Regions from separate parts of the Homo sapiens genome. Here region 2 is linked to region 1. Evidence: chromatin loops called from intact Hi-C (ENCODE). Cell type or tissue: heart right ventricle. All regions are shown on one strand. Links, peaks and the distances in the headings refer to the core of each region. The heading gives the core; the rest is flanking DNA. Region 1 has its middle 130 kb from the start of RAB12. Region 2 holds the start of LOC100192426 (a long non-coding RNA gene).

Region 1 (4,393 bases), core at 265-4,264:
TTTTTGTGGAAGTGCTTGTGGGTACCTCCTGTGGAAAGCAGGATGGTGATAGAGGCCTGTGAATACATGGATACCCTTCGATGCAATCATTTTACTTCTGGGACTGCATCCTAAAGTAATAATTCTAAATCTAGGCTAGGTGCAGTGGTTCACATCTGTAATCCCAGCACTTTGGGAGGTCGAGGTGGGTGGATCACCTGAGGTCAGGAGTTCGAGACCAGCCTGGCCAACATGGTGAAACCCCATCTCTACTAAAAATACAAACATGAGCCAGGCATGGTGGCACACGCCTGAAATCCCAGCTACTCGGGAGTCTGAGGCAGGAGAATTGCTTGAACCCGGGAGGCGGAGGTTGCAGTGAGCCGAGATCACGCCACTACCCTCCAGCCTGAGTGACAAAGTGAGACTCTGTCTCAAAAAAAAAAAAAAAAAAAAAAAACTAGATAAATTTTTGCACAAAGACTTGCACTGCTGTTATGTATAATAGCAAGGACTAAGAAGCAATCCTAGCTTACATATTTGCTTCTCTTTTGGGAGGTTTTTTGTTGTTGTTAGGAGAAGAAGTCTTGCTCTGTTGCCCAGGCTGGAGTGCTGTGCTGCGATCATAGCTCACTGGAGCCTCGAACTCCTCGGCTCGAGGGATCAGCCTGCCTCAGCCTCCTGAGTAGATAGGATTACAGGTGCACACCACCATGCCCAACCAATTAAAAAAAGATTTTTTTTTGTAGCGATGAGGTTTTACTATGTTGCCCAGGCTTTGGGGAGTGTTTTTAATAACAAGGTAAATGTATGTCTGTGCATAACTTTTTGTCTATATTAGAACTGTTGTGCTGTTATTAAAATGATATTTATAAAAAATTAGCTAACATAGAGACACAATGTTAGAGGAAAAATGAAACAATGTGTCTATTATCACCAGCTGTATTTTAAACACTGCATAAAAAGAAAAAAGAAAATTGAAAGCAATGTATGAAATATTAACAGTAATAAGACTATGAGTCATTTATCGTCTCTTGAAATTTACATGGTTTCAAATTTATATAATGTACACGTTTTGCTTTTTAATGGAAAGTTTAATTAATATTTGTAAGAAAAACTCCTATAGCATCAATAGATTTATGCCCCTGCAATCTGGTTACTAACATACAACCTCATGAAACATATCCCGAGGTTCCAGTACCTTCTAACATATTTAGCTACTTTTGTTTCCAAGCACCTATATCAATATTGAATTTTTAAAAATTAATCCAAAAAATCCAGTCATCATAATATCTATCTGTGGATAACTGTAGAGTTATTGTTGATCTCAAGTTATTCTTCAGATTCTCTGCTAGAAGTCTCAAGCTTATTCCAAGTGTTTCAAGACGTTACTATACTATTCATTTTAAATTATTTGATAAAGATTACTAGATTTTCTCCAGGATACATAGCAGTCATAATTAACAAACCCAGCTGTCACTCAAACTGGAACACATCAAATCAAAAGGCCACAGAGCATGTTTGCAGACAGGGCTGTGCATTTCTCCCTGAAAGCAAGATAAGGCCAGGCAAAAGGGAGCCCTATAAATATTGCATCCTAGAACACTGACATTGACCTACACTGTTTGACAGAAACATTAAAACACGGAAGGACGAGATCTGACACATCCTACAGAAATGTCTTTTCCCAAAGGTAGCCAGGCTTCAAGCCTTGAGAATTGTTGAAAATTCTGAAAGGTCTCATATCTATTGTTACCGTTTCCTTGTCACATGGAAAAGGCTAGACAGCTCTTTCTCCTGGCCTAGCCAGTAAATTGGTTGCGTAGGACCACGGATAGATGAACATATTATTCCTTAAGCTACAGAGATTTCCCAGAGCTCAAGTTCTTGTCAGTTCTCAAGCCTGCCCTCCTCTTTACCTGTTCTTTCTGTCTTATTCACTCCCGCGACTCAGGAGAGCAGCGCAAACGCTGACACGGTGCGGTGGGAAGGAATGGATTTTATTGATTACAAACAAGGACTTGTCCCAAGCCGCATTTTAGGTGCTGATAGACTGAGGAAGGCCTGGTGCAGTCCTCTTCCTTGTAGCTGATACTGTGCAGAACCACGAGATGGCTCTGTAGCCACAGCAAAGCTTGTGAAGTTCCAGGGACGTTTTCTATGAGGGTATCTGCAACTGGCGGCCAAGATTCACCAGGCCTCCTGGTTATGATCTGGAGGCAGGCGTGCTGCTTCTCTGATTCTTTCATGGTTCCTTAATTTGTTGCTAGGTGACTTTTAGTGTTGGATACTAACACTATAGAAAAGTACATCCGTAAACATATTTACACAGTTGTTCCGAACATCACCATTTTTTTTCCTTACAAACTTTGTGTAAACAGGAGGAAAATAAGCTGTGCTTAAAATCATGGAACAATTTTTGTCAAATCCCCAAGAAGACATTTCCCAATGCAATTTTCAAAATGGGTTGGTGTCTGCTATTAACAGGCAAGAAGCACACTGTTCCTTATGCCTGATTCAATTGAAAAGCACTTAATTCAAGATCTCAAGGGCAAAGGTAATTGATGGGGGCTCAGGTAGCTCTCCGTTTTCACTCATGGAAAACAGCGTTTTCCGGAACAAACTTAGTGCAGTGCTTCGGTAATATAAGCAGTCCTCTTTGTGTACACATTTGGCAAAGATACCTTCCTCCAGCGTCGCAGCAGTGAGGTCTCACACACGTGCACTTGGTCCTGGGGGTGGGCGAGGGGGCGACAGAGTTAGCAGAGCATGAAGCATGCCCCGAGGGAGCTTTGGGACCGGGGTGGGAGTGGGGGGGTCACCTCTTCAAGTAGTGAGACATGAGAAGTTCTGCAAGGCCCCGACCTACCTTCCCCACCACTCTGCCGGGTACCGCGTTCCTCTGCAGGAAGCTGGGAGCACATCAGACTCGCAAATAGCAGTAATAAAAAAGCAAGATTAGTAATCTGATGAATAGACTTATGGCCTGGGCTGAAGATGGACAGTGACATGCTGAAAACTCCCCCATTTGATTATAGTGTGCAGACAGGGTGGAAAACCACTGGATTAATGAGCTCACAGGAGAGAAGGCGCTGGAGTAAGAGACACACCTGTTGCCCTCCCCTCCACACACACACACTTAGCACCTGGAGGAATTATTTCAAAAACTGTCCTATAGCACCTTAGAGCCTCTGAAAGACACAGAGGATGAGGATTTGTAATAGCGGCTGGGGTCATCAGAGACAGGGCAAGGTAACTTCTAAATGAAGCGCTGGACCCCTACCAGCCCTGCATGTGGTGCAAAGGAGAGAGAAAGGAAGCCAGGAGTCGGGCTCTGTAATGTGCCAGGTGTCTGCATTTATGCCATTTCATTTCATCACACCACCATCCTGCGAGGTGAGATTAACCCGTTACAGATGAAAATACTGAGTGTCACAGTGATTGTCTGCTTTGCCCAGCATCATACAGGAAAGAAGTAAAATGGTGAGGATTCTGCGCCATAGACAGCAAGCCAGGATGAAGGGAGGCCTGGAAAACAGACGAGGAGCAACTGAGATTGGCACCGGCAAGGGCTCCAGAGTCCAGCAGCAGCCAGACCCAAGCTGCACCGCCCCAGACGCGACTTGACCTGGGAGACCAGCGAGACCCACCATGCCTCACACCCACAGCCGAGATCCTATTATCATCACTCCCGCTTGCGGATGAAGAAACTGGGGCTCAGAGAGGCTAGGTAACTCTCCCAAGACCTCACAGCAAGAGTGCAGCAGGGGTGTGGCCCTGGCACCTGATCATGCTCCCTCCCGCCCTTCCCATTCTGTGCTCTCCTCTTTGAAGACCTTCCACCTGCCCCTGGAAGCTTTGCTTTGTGCACCATCTCGGCATCCTCTGCATCCTCCGCCTCCTCCTAGAGCACTCCCTCCGCCCCTCCACCTGCTGGCTATGCCTGGAACTGCACTCTGCGAGGACCTCCTTTAACCTGCAATCCCAGGACAGCAGGGTCCGCATTCTCCTGCTCTCCAGACCTGTAGCTGAGGAGTTATGTTGACCCTATTCAAAAACCTCTGCGCACAGCATTTGCCTTCGATGGTCACTGTCCCTTGCCAACTCCCCCTCCCAAACATCTATGGAAGACTTGTGTCCCTGAGCTCCTCACCACACACTCTGCCTATCACAAGTCCCACATCACCTGAAACAATGACAAGCCAGCTCTCCAGCTCCCCATCTCCCAAGGCCCTGATCCCCATTGGCCTGGATCTGCACTCCATGTCAGCCACCCACCCCATCCTGGTCCTTCCTCACACTCAGGCGACTCCAGCTCTGAGCATCCCAAATGCCACTGCTCCGTCTCAGATCTTGTCACCCGGTGGTTCTCCAACTCTAGGGTACATCAGAATCTCCCAGAGGGCCCCGCCCC
Region 2 (4,393 bases), core at 262-4,261, 110 kb after region 1:
AATCCCAGTGCTATTTACTTGTTCTGCTCAAGAATCTCCTATTTCTAACTACTTTCTGAAACTAAATACAAATTATTTGGCCAGGCAGGTAAGAACGAGTTTTTAAATATGGCCCCAACCAGCATTTCCAGCCTTATCTTTTATAGCTCTCTTTTCTATGCACATATATTTTATGTTCAAGGACAAGTGTTTGCCCTGTTCCCCAAACATACCCCATGATCCAAACTCCTACTCGCACCATTCCTTCTGTTCAGAATATTCTCCTCCCATCCATTTCTTCCCAGTTGAAGATTTTTTGCATTCTTTAAAGTACATCTCACACGCTGCACTCCTTCAAAGACTCCTCCATAGATGTGAGCTCTTTTTGCTGCCCTGATGAAACATGCTTGTTCTGACCCTGGTATGATGCCCTTCTTGCACTGTTTGACTGTAAACTTATTCCTGGCCAGCACATAAAGGGTGTTGTTTTGCTTATTTCTGCAAACCCTGCAACACCTGATCGCTGTGTCCTGTGTGCACTAAATATGCAATGTATACATATAAAACTGAATTTTATGCAGAGTCATAGGATCAGTGTAGGAAGGAAAGTCCCAGACTGGGAAAGTTTACAAAAGAAATCTGAGCTGAGAGGACCTCTCCCAGAATGCCAACCCCCTGAGGTGCACTGATGTTCCCCCATGAGCTATGTGGCTGGTTATTTCAGCTGCCTCCTTGTGAAACTTTCTGGCCATGGATTCAGTGCCCTTCCAGGGAAGCCTCATTACCTTTAGTTGGCAAGACGTAAACCAGATATGCTAGGAGTTGCAGATACTGTAAAGCAGGAGACAATGATGGTCCCTGCCCTCAGTAAGTGCTCAGCCTTCTTTGGAATCTTTTCCCCCCTCATTATGGGAATATTATTTGTGACTTTATAAAGGGCTTATCTATAATATCTCAGAAATTTACATCATGGATACCTTTGCTCTATCAAAAATATCCCAGAGTAAGAGAGACCTACAATTTCTCCTTTCCCAGATGTAAAGTCAGTTTGAGCAGATCATGTATATTTGTGGAGATGTCTAATTTGACAGTAACAATGATTTCATTTCAAGAGTGTCCAGCACCATACTTTCACGATGCCAGTTAGCAAAGATGCTTTTATGGGACATACTAGATTCTTCTGTATATTGGGGGATTAGTTTTTACCTTTTTGTGACTTCAGTTATGCAAGCAGAAGGTAGTGGGATAGATATAAAACTACATATATGGTATACAGGCACACTTTAAAAATAATTATTGATGAATAAATATACACTTTAAAAATTCATTTATTTCTCTGAAAATGACAACTGAACAAAACACACACACCCGCAACGTATGTTATACCAGGTTTATCTTACCTAATAAAAACACCTTATCAAGATTTACCTTAAGTAATAAAAATGATTTTACTAATTACAAGATGCAATTGATGTATGATATTTTGGATGGTCACCTAGTCTTCCATTTAGACTCTTTAACCTCCTTGTTCTCGAATTTCAAAAATATGACAGTGGAGTGCTTCAGTGCTCAGAAATGAGGGAAATCAAATGCCCCTTGCATGCACTGAAAGCTCGGTTTCTTTGGGATTATTGGGAGATGCGCTCCCAACTCCTTCAACTCCCTGGAGCGAGCTCTGGTTCCATCCGAAATCCGACCCTGGGCCCTCTCGGGCTGGCTGTCCCCCCGCACCCAGTTCCAGGCTCTCAGGCTCCTGGTCCCCCGCGGCCGGATGAAGCCGGGCGCCCCCGCGCGTCGGCTGCAGGCAGCAGCCGCCAGGGCTTCCAACTTTGGCCGCGCTTCCGCGGAACAGGTGCCGCCGCTCTCCCAGCGAAGCGAGGGAACAATGAAAAGAAAACACCGTCTGCTCTCAACTGCTCGGCACGGTGCTGACTTCGCACCGCCCGGATGCCTCCGACCCGGCGGTAATTGCGAGGGAGGAGGCGCGGGGCCGCTTCCTTCTAGAATGCGTGCTGGGCAAGGCCCCTCCCGAGCACAGGCACCTGGCGGGGCGGGCCCAGAACAGGCGGCCCAGGCATTTCGAATCCGGTCCTCCCCATCTCATCTCCCAGAATATCCCGAAATGGTTTGCCACATCTGTTTTCAGCCTACTAAAAGCCCTTCTAAATTGGGTTTCTTTTAGTATCTTTTTAACTACTTGGACTTGTGTCAAGTTATTATTTTGCTTAAAAAAAAAAAGGAAAAGGAAGACAAAATATGCTTCGTTCTCTCTGCATTTAGAGTTTCCGTGTCTGGAGAGTGTGGGGCTCGCAGTCGCTTCCTGTCCTCTAAGGTCTGCATACAGAGATGCTGGAACTATTGGTTTGGAGGTGCCCGTTGGAGCCCAGGAACCAAGGAACGGGAGGCGTCCCTGCTCTGATCGTGCGCCTGGCTTGGCTGCCTCCTGCAGCCCAGCGCTACCTGCACAGCTTCTAGGAGAGGCGGCGCCTCCCACGCATCCTAATCACGTAAGGCGGCAGCCTCCAGCCCAGAAAGCAAGGTCCAGAAACAGATCGTCTAATTACCTTAGTGCCCTGGTGGTGGTTCCACCAGGCCATCAATCAGGCTAACAGTCCCGAGCCCTGCCACCTGCTCATTACTGCCAGAGGGCGGCAGGAATAGATGTGTGGTCCCTGCTCCAAAGGGGTGATCCTTATTGGCTTTAAAACTCACAAACACGAAACAGCACAGAAACGCTATAACTCCAGGATTTCTAACTTCCTGAAAAAAGATCTTTGAGGTGGGTCATTTTAAACCAGCAGCCCAGATAATACTCAGGTAAATTAAAGTCAGAGGATGGCTAGGGGCCAGAGCTGTGGCTCCCGAGGCTGCCAGCACATGACTGTAACCTTCAGGGCATTTGACATGACTACAGCAGCCGTTATCAAAGTGAAGCAGGCATGAGACTCCCTTGGAGGGATTCTGAATAAATTCGGTAGGTCTGACTTTGTGGGGCCTGAAAATGTGCGCTTTGAACAAGCTCCCAGGTGATGCTGTGGTCTCTGGACCACACTGTGGGTAGCAAGGATTGAGACAGCACAGCTGCAGTCTTGCCAGGCTGGAGTGCTGGCTCTCACGCAGTGTGGACGTGAGCTTGAGGGGCTCACTGGAGTTTGCTCAACTGCAGGAGCTTCATCTGTAAATAGGACATGATTATAAGTCCTATGGCAGAGAGTTCTAAGAAGTCAGCAGTTCCCAAATTTGCCTGCACATTAGAATCACTTAGCTGGGGGGAGGGAGGTCTTAACAAATTCTACAGCCCAGGCCATACTCTAATTAAATCATAATTTCTGGGGTGGGACAGAGGTATCAGTAGTTTATTGAAGCCCCCCTCTCCCCAGGCCATTCTGAAGTGTAGATACATTTGGGAACCACTGGATTAATTGATACAATGTGATGAAAACATTTAGCCATGTGCCCAGTTTATCCAAAAATGGAAATTGAACAAATGAAAATTCCGACTATTAAGTGATTGTTTTGTGATCTGGACTCTAGATGTCTACAGGAATTCAGAGGCCAAGGAGCCCATGGAGGCCTGGAGAGAGGAGGCAGGGTGTCCCGGAGAAGGAGGAGGGCAGAGGTGAGTACTGACAATTGTGCATGGCTTATGATGGTGGAGGGACAGCTAGGGGGAACCCCTGCTGATTCCTCTCTCCCTCAAACCTTATCTGACAAGAGGAGAGAGAGGGAGAGAGGGAGAGAGAGATTGGCATGTCCATTTGCCTATCAGTGTGGTTTGATTAACTCCCAACACAATAGGTGGTTTTGGGGAAGGGGATTCAAATCAAATATAGCTGCGAGGAATCTCAGAGACAGTCAATTTCCAAACACTCATTTTCAAGATCATTGCAACTCCCATCCACCGAGCAGTTTCTACTTTGAACTGGACACACTGGATGGCTGCATTCTGACATCTGTGGCCTCACTTAGTGGATGGAAGAGCATGTGATTTGCCCAGAAGAGACCTAGCAAGGGCCAGGCTGGTCTCGATCCTTTTCATTCCTTGTATTTCCTCGTGCTCTGGAAGGAAGAAGCAACAGGCAGGCCTAGGGAGTGCAAGTGGCTTGCTCAAGGCAATAAATTAGATGGTGGTGAAGGAGAGGCTGAAACGCAGGCTCTGACTCCAGCTACAGGGCCCTTTGGGAGGATGGAACTCAAGGTGCTTTACGCTTTCCTCAGTCTTACCAGGAGGCTTGGCCTCTGGAACAGAAACAAAGTAGGAAGCCTTGAAATGACTTCAGCTGCCTTTTTGGGGGCAGAACTGGAGACGGGTGGAGGGGTGGGCAGGAGAGCAGAATGCATGCTCTGAAACCATCATCCTCCTTTTTCCATTAGCACAAGCTGCTGCGTTTCTACTCTGCCTCCTGTGTCAGCA

Evidence for each region. A loop is a pair of places that touch in the nucleus more often than their neighbours do. Peaks named below come from ENCODE experiments on the same cell type or tissue, not always from the same donor. Only the 100,000 strongest peaks of a DNase experiment are listed, where the experiment ranks them.
Region 2: a loop joins it to region 1, with 2.1 times the contacts of the local background. A loop is called at or near these places in 3 of 110 quality-filtered maps.

What each region holds. Positions count from the first base shown.
Region 1 is chr18:8,478,377-8,482,769 of GRCh38, reverse strand. No RefSeq gene overlaps it. Among named protein-coding and RNA genes, the nearest start is that of RAB12, 130 kb to the left of the region's middle. In heart right ventricle, for the core only: CTCF peaks have their summits at 1,885, 2,084 (motif pointing right), 3,711 and 3,917 (motif pointing left); DNase peaks (open chromatin) are centred at 2,109 and 3,919.
Region 2 is chr18:8,364,950-8,369,342 of GRCh38, reverse strand. All of the region lies in intron 23 of PTPRM (protein tyrosine phosphatase receptor type M), which reads right to left. LOC100192426 (a long non-coding RNA gene) reads left to right here and starts at 2,309. Exons shown (of 4, transcript NR_024419.1): 1 at 2,309-2,486; 2 at 3,514-3,598; 3 at 4,354-4,393. RefSeq lists an enhancer at 1,496-1,996. In heart right ventricle, for the core only: CTCF peaks have their summits at 1,562 and 1,769; a DNase peak (open chromatin) is centred at 1,784; H3K4me3 peaks cover 1,019 bases.